Linked DNA regions of Homo sapiens: region 1 is linked to region 2. A link is a loop called in an ENCODE intact Hi-C map of the cell type or tissue named here. Cell type or tissue: endothelial cell of umbilical vein. All regions are shown on one strand. Links, peaks and the distances in the headings refer to the core of each region. The heading gives the core; the rest is flanking DNA.

Region 1 (5,390 bases), core at 234-5,233, 360 kb before region 2:
TTTTCAAATTTGTAAATACTTATGTGTACAGTGTTTTATCATTTCTCTGTTTTGGTACATCTCATGCCTTTTTTGTTCCCAGTTTTATAAATTTCGTATTTTACTTTATTAAACTAGTCAAAACATGTTCTTTTTCTAGTTAATTTATCTATTTCTTTGTTAATTCTTTTTAATTTCATGTTCATTTTATTGAAAATTGTTAACATCTTAAGTCTCCAGTTCATTTATTTCCATTTCTTCAGGAATGAGCAGATTTATGATGATGTAGTATACATTTGGAGTTCAGTTGCAGGAAGCAAAAACTGTTCTATTTTAAGCAGAAGGAAATCTGATGGAATTGTATGCTTAGAAAGATCTTGGAAGGCCTGGAGAAACAGGCTTGATTCTAATTCAAGAACGACCCCAGAATAAGATCACAAACCTGGCCTGCCGAGGGAGGCACCCATTGGATAGACTCAGAGAAGGAAGAATTAAGCTATCACTGGAAAGGTTGACTTCAAGAACACACCCCTTTAGCTTTGATGCAGAAAATCAGGAAGATGTTATTACCATCACATCTTCCTCTGAAGGAACTCTAGAGAACTGCTGCAGAAATAGTTTCTACCCTGAGAAACTGCCTCAGCACCAGGAAAACGCCTCCTTGACTTTCATCTTCTAGACCTCTGCTGCCCAACACAGCAGCCACTAATCACATGTGGCTACTGAGTACTGGAAATAGGACTAATCCAAATGGAGACATGCTCTAAGTTTAAAATACCACAAGATTTCAAAGACATAATGGGGAAAAAGAAAGAAAGAAGGTAAAATATTCCAATTTTTAAATCTTGATGACATAATGAAATGAAAATATTTTGAAATGTATTCAATATTAAATATATTGGGTAAAATAAAATGCATTCTTAAAATTAATTTTTAATTTTGGCTGTTTTCTTTTTGCCTTTTGTAATGTGACCACTAGAAGATTTAAAATTGTATAGGTGGCTCACACTATATTTCAATTGGGCAGTGTTGTTCTGGAACTCATAAGAACATATCTCTTAGCCAAATCAATTTCACACCCAAAAATTTAGGTGCAACAAAGTCATGGAAAAGTAGATTTTAGCCTTCTAGTTTCTGTCATTCAGAAAAATCCCCCTAACTGGAAGCTGAGAGATACTCAGTGTGCTAAGCCACTATATCTTCCACATGAAGTTTTTTGGGTTTTTTTGAGACAGTCTCGCTCTGTCGCCCAGGCTGGAGTGCAGTGGCGGACTTGGCTCACTGCAACCTCTGCCTCCTGGGTTCACGCCATTCTCCTGCCTCAGCCTCCTGAGGCAGGAGAATGGGACTATAGGTCCCGAGCTGGGACTATAGTTGCCTGCCACCATCCTGGCTAAATTTTTTTTATTTTTTTAGTAGAGACGGGGTTTCACTATGTTGGTCAGGCTGGTCTTGAACTCCTGACCTCTTGATCCACCCGCCTCGGCCTCCCAAAGTGCTGGGATTACAGGCATGAGCCACCGCGCCCGGCCCACATGAAGTATTTTTTAGGAAAAAGTTCAGGCAATACTTCATGAGGTTTAAAACTTAGTTTTCTCATTGCAATGATCTTTGATACTATGTAGTTTTATTGTAATTTTATTTTATTTACCCAAAATTATTTAGAATATTTATTTTTTAATCTTCCAGAGAGCTTATTTTTTTAACTTCCAAGTACTGCATTTAAAATTTTAAGTTTTCTTTACCAATTTATTATTAATTCTTATTTTATTATATTTTTGTGGTGTAATCAAATAAGGTAGCCTTGCACATTTTTTGTGTGTTTGGAATATAGTCACATTTTCTTTGTAGTCAAAATACAACCAGCTTTTGCAGAAGCCTCATGGGCATGTGAATGGAACAGGTTTTTTCCTACAGAAGCATAAAAAACTGAATTTGTATGTGTGAATGTCTTTATTTACATTAATCAAACTGTCAGCACCCTTGCTTTTGGTCTTGCTTTGTTGTTGTTTCATTTTGTTTTGTTTTGTTTTGGGCATGACACATCTTTTAAAGACAGGGATATGTAAACGTCGCCAATTTTGCTAAAAATGACTTACAATTAGGAAACAAAGTAAAACATTTAGCATAGGAGCAAAATATAGGCTGGTATGAGGTAAATCTAATTAAAAAGGTAATAATAGGAAACAAGAAAGTTTTGTAAAAAAAAAATTTGTCTGTGAGGATTGGAAAAAGGCACCACATAGGACAAGATATTTTATGTGATTTAAAATAGGAGGATTTGAGATTACAGAAAAGGAGGAGTTACAGCCCATGAGAGCAAATAACGATGGGCTTGTGACAATATAGTGAATGTTTGCCGAACCTAATGATACAGGTTTTCTGGAATAGAATTGTATATTGGGAAAAACAGTAATGTTGAACGATGTTTTCTTTTATTTTTAAATTTTATTTTATTTTATTTTTTTGAAATGGAGTTTCACTCTTTCACCCTGGAGTGCAGTGACGCAATCTCGGCTCACCGCAACCGCCGCCTTCTGGTTTCAACAGATTCTCCTGCCTCAGCCTCCCAAGTAGCTGGAATTACCGGCACCTGCCACCATGCTCAATGTTTTCTTGTATTGGTTGAACATTTGTATTAGTTCTCCTGGAAATACCTTTTTTTTAATAATCTTTGACTAGTTTTCAATTGAATTTTTTGGATTTCCCTTAAGGATTTGTACTTCTTACATAATCACTGCAAGTATTTTCCCCATGTTTGTTATTTTCTTTTTAATTTGTGTGACATATTTGCGACATACAGAAATTTTCATTTGTGATCTCAATTTAATTGCTCTTTACTTTGTGATTTCATTTTACTTCATGAAAGTAAAATGTTCATTGCTAAAGTTCAAATATTATGTGCACTTTGCTTTCTGCATTCTCTGTGTTTTTCCTAATTTAATAAACTGGGAAATCAATTTTCCTAACACATTCTTATTAAATATTCTTCCTTTCACTATAGTTTGTGACACTAAAGTCTACTTTTCAACTATAGATCCTGTTCTTTGGAAGTACCTGCCCATATAATTCTGGATCTACATTGTTCTAATCATTTTGGCTTCATATTATATATGTTTAATATGGTATATAGGGCCAGGTGTGGTGGCTCACACCTGTAATCCCAGCACTTTGGGAGGTCGAGGCAGGCAGATCACCTGAGGTCAGGAGTTCCAGACCAGCGTGGCCAACATGGTGAAACCCCGTCTCTACTAAAAATACAAAAATTAGCCAGGTGTGGTGGCGGGCACCTGTATTCCCAGCTACTGGGGAGGCTGAGGCAGGAGAATTGCTTGAACCCGGGAGGTGGAGGTGGCAGTGAGCTGAGATCGCACCATTGCACTCCAGCCTGGGCGAGAGAGCGAGACTCCATCTGAAAACACACACACACACACATTTTTTATATTTATATTTATTTTTTTATATATAGGGGACTATATATACATATATATAAATATATATATATATAAAATATATATAGGGTCCCCAAACCCCTAGCTGTGGACCAGTACCTGTCTGTGACCTGTTAGGAACCTGGCTGCACAGCAGGAGGTGAGGGGAGAAAAGTGAGCATTACTGCTTGAGCTCCTCCTGTCAAATCAGCAGGGGTATTCGATTCTCACAGGGATACGAACCCTATTTTGCAAACTGCACATGTGAGGAATCTAGGTTGCACACTCCTTATGAGACTCTAACTAATGCCTGATGATCTTAGGTGGAGCAGTTTCATCCAGAAACCAGCATCTCCACCCCGTCTGTGGAAAAATTAACCTGTCTCTGGTGCCTAAAAGGTTGGGGACCACTGGTATATCATATATATTATAGAACATACATTTTATTCAGTATACAGTTATTTGCTAGCACTATTCTCTCTTTAATCTTCTTGTTAAAAATGCATTTAGCTGTTTTTCCCTGAACTTCTAACAAGTTTAAGCTATTGAAGCATCCATGGAGTTTTTTTTTTTAAATTATATAAAACTACAGTTAATTAGGAGATAATCAACATCCCTATTCTAATATTTTTATTCAGGAACATGTTTCTTGTATTCATTTAAGTGAGCTTTATTGTCTCTCAGCAAAATTTCATACTTTTTTTCACAGAGTCACTGAACTTTCTTGATTAAAGTTATTCTTAGGCATTTTTATTGCAAATAAGTGGGATATTTTCTAACAGAATTGCTGGTAGCATATTTAGCTTTAAATTACAATCTGTGGACTCTGATTTTTCATCATTGTCACAGCCTAATTTCTTCATGTGATTACGAGGCACTCAATAAATAATAAAGATATGATTTTTGCCTTCCTTTAGTTAATGCTTATTAAAAGGGTAGTGAGTTTTGCTTACACACAAAAAAGTATTCTTCGGACCAAATTCATGTTCTGCCTTAAGTTTCTCAAGACTAGTTCTATTACAATACTGAATTAAGAGGCAGTAGAGGAAACGTTGGAGAAGGGTAGTTTGTGCTTCTCCTTGGCCTCCAGTTACTTATTCTGGAAAATTCTATCTTAGTTCTCCCAGTGAGAAGACAATAACTCTCCTTCGCTAGAAATACTACACAAATGTAGGAGAGAAAGGAAAAAACATATTTGTTTCTCATTATCTCTTTTACATATACCATCAGTTTGCATCAGCAGATGGGTCCACAGCAATGGAGTTGTTCAGGTAGGCCCCACCCTTGACTATTAAAATATTGACAGTCAAACAATAATGTTACAATGTGAAGTTTATTGAAAGGATAACAAAATGAGCATTTTCATTACAAATTAAATGTCATTTTAAATGTACCACATCAAACTTAATTTGTCTTGTTTTTATATATTGAGGTAGTTGTAATTCAAAGTATTAATGCCAGTCAGTAAAGCATATACCAATTAAACTTGGATATTTGCATACATTCTCTGTAGGTGTCAGCATTGCTTTGTAATAGTCTTATGCACAGAACTGTGTTTTCATCATGTCATAGGATGTAACTTTCATGTTAAATTCTAGTTAAACACCAGAAGGGCCTCTCTAAGTCTCTAAGACATCTCCTGGATTATTCTGTATTTCTTAATCACAAATGTGACTGAATGATTAATCAGCTTGGAAAAAAATGGATATTTATTGTCTTTCTTTAGGCATGGATAAGTACTTTCAAGGTTTTACGTGGCATTCTCTGGATATTAAAATAAGATGCTTTGAAAATATACAATACAGCATACATAGAACCTAATTCTATTTGGCATATTTAGAAACGACATTCATTATTTATTGTCGGGAGAACAGTTAACATAGCATTCTATGGAGTGATTTAGATTGCAGACACCACCACATCACTGTTTTCACAGTTTGAACTAATTATACACAGACTTTTTATTGGATAAAGTTATTA
Region 2 (5,390 bases), core at 213-5,212:
CCCAATGTAGACATACATGCACACAATCAAAACCATATACCAGTTAAAAACTCAAGATATTTTGTTTGCATAAATCAAGCATTTATACTCCAAGTTTTGGGTACATAAACAAAAATAATAATAAATTCTTTTCAAGTAAGCTTTTTAGACTTTCAAGAAATCCTACAGGTATTCCCACGGTCCCAGGCATATAATACAAAGGTAGTAGTAAAATTCTGCTCTAAGAGAAGTTTTGGTCTTATCACCATCACCTTCCTAACAAACAAATGAGATCTACTTAAATAAGATATGGTTTTTGATACTACTTAGCACAGAGAGCCTTGCACATAAAATATGCTAAATAAGTGTTTGGTTACCACCTAAAATTTTCTTATATGCATCATTTTTTTTTCAAATACTTATTGAGAAAGGCACTGCGCTAGGTGCTAAAGATAAAAAGGCAAATGAAACATAATCCCATTGAGATGGAAATCAAGGTTAGCAAATAAAAATTTAATTTTTTAAAGTTTTATTTCATTTTCTTGTAAATCTCTTCAAAAACTGAGAAATGGTAATAGAGCTTCATATTAACTTTGCTAAGCCTCAGTTTTCTCATCTGTTAAGTTGAGATAACAATGTTGCCTACCTCATAGGGCTAGTACGAAGATTAAATATAAATCACTTCAGTATGCCTGACAATGATAAATGCTTAATTATTATTATAGCGTTTGGCTATTATTATGATTACTTACCCCAGCAGCAGGGCTGTAAGGAACTGCCACTTTCTTTGTTATTGCCAGATAGCCTGGAGCTGAGGCTGTAAGTTTATAGTTTCCAGGTATAAGCAATCTCCAGTAATCACCATCCTTTGCTGTAGGAAGGCAGAATATCAAATCACAAAGCACATGAAATATGCAGAATTACACAATGCATAATTATGCCATCTAAGGAATACCCAGTCTAGCTCAGTTCACCTTTTTTGATTCTCGATTTTTAAAGTAAATATATAGGGAATTTAATGAAATTTTATTGAATAGGGTGTGAAACTCTCTTTACAGGCTTCATTTCTTATAGCTACTTTATAGATATCAATGTTAAATTGTCTAATAAACCTCGTACGATCATAGATCTTCTAATCACATCAGGAGCAACACAGGTAAAAAGACAGATGAATTCCCCAAGCAGCAGGGTCAGAACATACAGCCATCATGTTTTGATTCTTGCCAGGTGAAGACCTGCTGGTCAGAGAATCTTCACAGAGTGTGGGCCAAAGGTAGCCCTTGTAGGATCTCTGAGGTCCTAGTTAGAAATTTAGATTTCTAAAGACTTAGAATACACTGGGCACCCTAGTCCATTCAATCTCCCATTTACCTAAGTCAGTGATTTTCAAACTTGGGTGCAAACCTGGGAACTTGGTAAAATGAAAAATCTGATTCCAGCTCCCAGGTTCTGCATTCCTGACCAGCCCCAGGGCAATGCTAAGGTTGCGAGCAGAGGCCACACTTTGAAGAGCAAGGTTTTCGTAGACACTTCACACCTTCTCCTTTTTCCTAACACCCCTACACATCCTGTTCAACCTCCCAGTTGTTACTTTACATCTTATTTCATTGCAAAAATAGGTACAGTCAAAAAAATTAAGCCCCCATCACCGTATCATCAAATCTACCTCTAAATCTACATCTCCTTGCAGCTAGTGCCTCAATTGTCTTTTTGCTTTATAGCAAAATTTCTGGAAAGGTTTGTTCATGTTCTCAATCTCAGAATGGTTCTTTTCTTATTCTGTCTTGGACCCAGTCCAATCAGGATCCCACCATTCACTCCATTGAACAGATTTTTTCAAGATCCTCTGAACTGCTAAATCCAAGGATTCATTCACAAGGTTCATCTTAATTAACGCTTTTTCACTCCCTTCTTCTTGAAGCACTTCAAAGCCTCCAGGACAACACACTTCATTTTCTACCTTCAGTACAACACACTTCATTTTCTACCGTCAGTTCTATTGCTGGTTCCTTCTTATTATCACCTTGTCCCTGAAAAGCTGGAGTATTCTAGAGCCCCTCCTCTGATTTAATTTCTTCCCACGTGTTTATTCCCTAGGTTAGATTTTCCTAAACATTTCACATCATGGAATGTAGAGAAAATAAAATATTTGTATGACATATTAGGGCTAACAGGTTTCTTGTGGCAGGGATACTAACGCTGGGTTTCACCCTCTCAGCTAAGGGCTAAGGGGCTACATGGGCTGACATCTTGGCACAGATTCTGGCATACTGGCTGGCACCTAGTGGGCTGTTGATACATGAAGAATGAATGGAGTTTTAGAGGACAAATGTTAAAGATTTTTTTTTAATCCAAGCTATAAATGTGAAGGTTAAGAAAGAGTTGATGGTACAGAGTGGTTTGGGACATAAGTTAAAGGTTAATTGTCACAAAGTCTAAAAAAAATTGTAAAGAGTTTACAGCTAAAAAGAAAAAGTTGTCATTATTGAAAAGATCCCAACAAATGACAAACTAAAATGACCTGGATCAATGTTTATTAATGCGAGTAGGTAGACTTGCCAGAAAAATGCATCATTTTCCTCAAACTGGGGAAATGGAAATGGAGCTCAAAACCTGGAAGTCACTAACATCGCACCTCAATCCTATAAACTCTTGTTTAACCTTGAATCCCTGCGGATTTATTATACGGATTAAATGAAAAACTGTGTGAGAATTTTTAGACACACAACCCGCAGCAGTTTTCTTCCTTCCTCCTCTTTCCGCTCCCTCCTTCGGTCTCCCCATTCGCAGCTCGTTAGCACTTCTTAACAGAGACTAGAAAGTCACTGGTATTTTAACTCCAGCAGCTCCTTTTCCTTTGCCTGAAGAACCGCGAAGAATCGGCAGCCTGTGGCACCACCTCCCAGCTCTGGGGCGAGATAGCTGAGGAAAGGGCGCCATCTGCTGCACCCGGATTTCTAACGCAGCAGCCGCCCTGGGCTCCACTCACTCCGCCTGACCTGAGCCCACAAAGGAAACTTCACCAGATCAAAGCTGAGAAACGCTGTAGAGATACGAGCTATTTGTTTTGCTTAGAAGAACATAAGACTTATAATTATGATAATTAGTAATTATGCTCTTGTACATAACGTAGAGCCTCCAATTGTGGCAAAGACCCACCGGATGTAACATCGTGGTCTATTCCTTCCACGGAGATGGTGGCATTCGCAATTGGGTTACCTTGAAGGTCTCGGACAAATCCTTTAACTCCTCGGTGTATCTGTGAAGGTCAAAAATAACCAAAAAATTAATATGACCTATAAATTTATAGAAATGGCCTTAAATATGTTTCATATCAAGCATCTCTTTATTTTCCAGCAAATACCGTAGACCCCCATTGTTTAAGAATCAAGACATGCACAAAAGGCCACTGAATTTTTTGTGCATTTTATTCTGCTTTTCCCTAAATAGATAAGTGAAAATTAATGTCTTGTTTGCTTCCCAAAAAAAAGATTTTAGTACCTTCCAAATCATTTTAAAAAGTGTCATATTAAGGGAGGAGACCACTCCTCATATTGTCTTATGCCCAATTTCTGCCTCCAAAGAAGGAAAAACTAAAAGGCAGAAATGAAATCCACAAGCAGGCAGCCCGGGGCCACACCCTGGGCCTGGTAGTTAAAGATGGACTCCTGACCTAATCGGTTATGTTATCTATAGATTACAGACAGTGTATGGAAAAGCACTGTGAAAATCCCTGTCCTGTTCTGTTCCGTTCTAATTACTGGTGCATGCAGCCCCCAGTCACGTACCCCCTGCTTGCTCAATTGATCACGACCCTCTCATGCGGTCCCCCTTAGAGTTGTAAGCCCTTAAGAAGGACAGGAATTGCTCACTCAGGGAGCTGGGTTTTTGCAACATGAGTCTTGACGATGCTCCCGGCTGAATAATAAAGCCCTTCCTTCTTTAACTCGGTGTCTGAGGGGTTTTGTCTGCAGCTCGTCCTGCTCCAATATGTGTAAAGTTCTAGTCTTAGTGCATTTCATAACTTACTCTCTTTCAATTTTGGTCACCTGTGTATTCATTATATGGCTACTGTCAATTAACAAGGATATCATAATAAAAGCCTGTTAATATTAGCTCATTCTGGATAAAAAGATATATACTGTGACTGCTTTTGCATTAAATCTATTAACATTATTTTGGCTGAAAATAGAGTAGTGAGCCTCATAACAGAAAATAGAATGTTGATTTAGAAAGAAGATGGGAGAGCTGCCATTGAAAATAATCCCCCTAAATTAAGTTGTAGTCATCAACTGGCTATTATTTAATACACTGCAAACTACAAAAACTGCTTTTCTCTTTATTTTGGAAAGACAATTCATCTAAGTCAATATGTGTTTGAAGTGACAGAGTCGCTTCAGGTCTTTAAGAAAGTACTGCATCTAGAATATCAAATCGTAATGCATTAAACTTGATTACTCAACAAAATATGCACCAACCTCCCAAATGCTCAGGTTGTGCCTCACTCAATCGGGCTATAGAAAATAAATTGTCTTTCGCTACTTATGATACTTGACTATTTCCCTACAGAAGACAGATAAGTCTCCTGTAATCCTTTGTCATCAAAGAATAAATTCGGCAGTGGTACACTGTTTTATCAAAAAGATGTGCCTTGTTACCAGCAATATTTTTTGTGTGTGCCATTTTTCTTAAAAAAAAAGAAAACTCTCACACCCTATAAAAATAACATGTAATTTTTTAATGTTGCAAATAGGAAACAGTAATAATGATCATTTTATTGGCAACCAGTATAGTAGAGTAAATATATTTTTAAAAATTTAAGATTTATTCAATTCTAACTTTTCTCCATAACTAATAAGCCAACCAAAATTGAAAAGAGTTTGAAATTCAGCCATTGGAAAACATGAAACATGAAAACTTAACTTTCTGAATTAAAAGATGAAAAATCAGAAAAAGTGTAGAGAAGAAGAAAAGGGCTATATATAGAGACCCAAACTCTAAATTTCTTAAAATGAGGCCCCATTCAATAAAACTTAGAAAGATGCTAGCTGATAAAAGAGGCTTTACCCAAGTACTTTATTCCTCTTGAGGCACTATAATCCTGAAATTATCAATAGCATAAGCCTTAAAGAAAGGTTCTAATTCCCACATCATTGTAAAGTAAGTAAATCAATCACTACAAGAACATATTATTTGCCTGTATTAGGCAGAAATATATTAGGTTAATATTCATGGCTTTACTTTTTTCTGCTTCTGCAATCCAAGACTTATATTGCAATATGTGCAATATGCAGTTTAACAAATAGTTAAAGAAGTAAATGTCTGTCTGTGATATGTCAACTTTTCTGTTTGAAAAATTCCAGTGTAGTAATAAATCTCAGTAGAAGTGTATGGGCTGTGTCAACTCCCCC

The links. Hi-C counts contacts between places; a loop is a spot of excess contacts. Peaks named below come from ENCODE experiments on the same cell type or tissue, not always from the same donor. Only the 100,000 strongest peaks of a DNase experiment are listed, where the experiment ranks them.
Region 1: a loop joins it to region 2, with 4 times the contacts of the local background. A loop is called at or near these places in 4 of 110 quality-filtered maps.

Annotation. Positions count from the first base shown.
Region 1 is chr4:165,854,945-165,860,334 of GRCh38, reverse strand. LOC105377521 (a long non-coding RNA gene) reads left to right here and starts at 4,631. Exons shown (of 3, transcript XR_939420.1): 1 at 4,631-4,681. In endothelial cell of umbilical vein, for the core only: no CTCF peak of the experiment used is centred there; no DNase peak of the experiment used is centred there.
Region 2 is chr4:165,491,019-165,496,408 of GRCh38, reverse strand. It overlaps CPE (carboxypeptidase E), which reads right to left. Exons shown (of 9, transcript NM_001873.4): 7 at 3,139-3,238; 8 at 732-850. Among named protein-coding and RNA genes, the nearest start is that of MIR578, 110 kb to the right of the region's middle. RefSeq lists a silencer at 2,838-3,007. In endothelial cell of umbilical vein, for the core only: a CTCF peak has its summit at 2,935 (motif pointing left); a DNase peak (open chromatin) is centred at 2,898.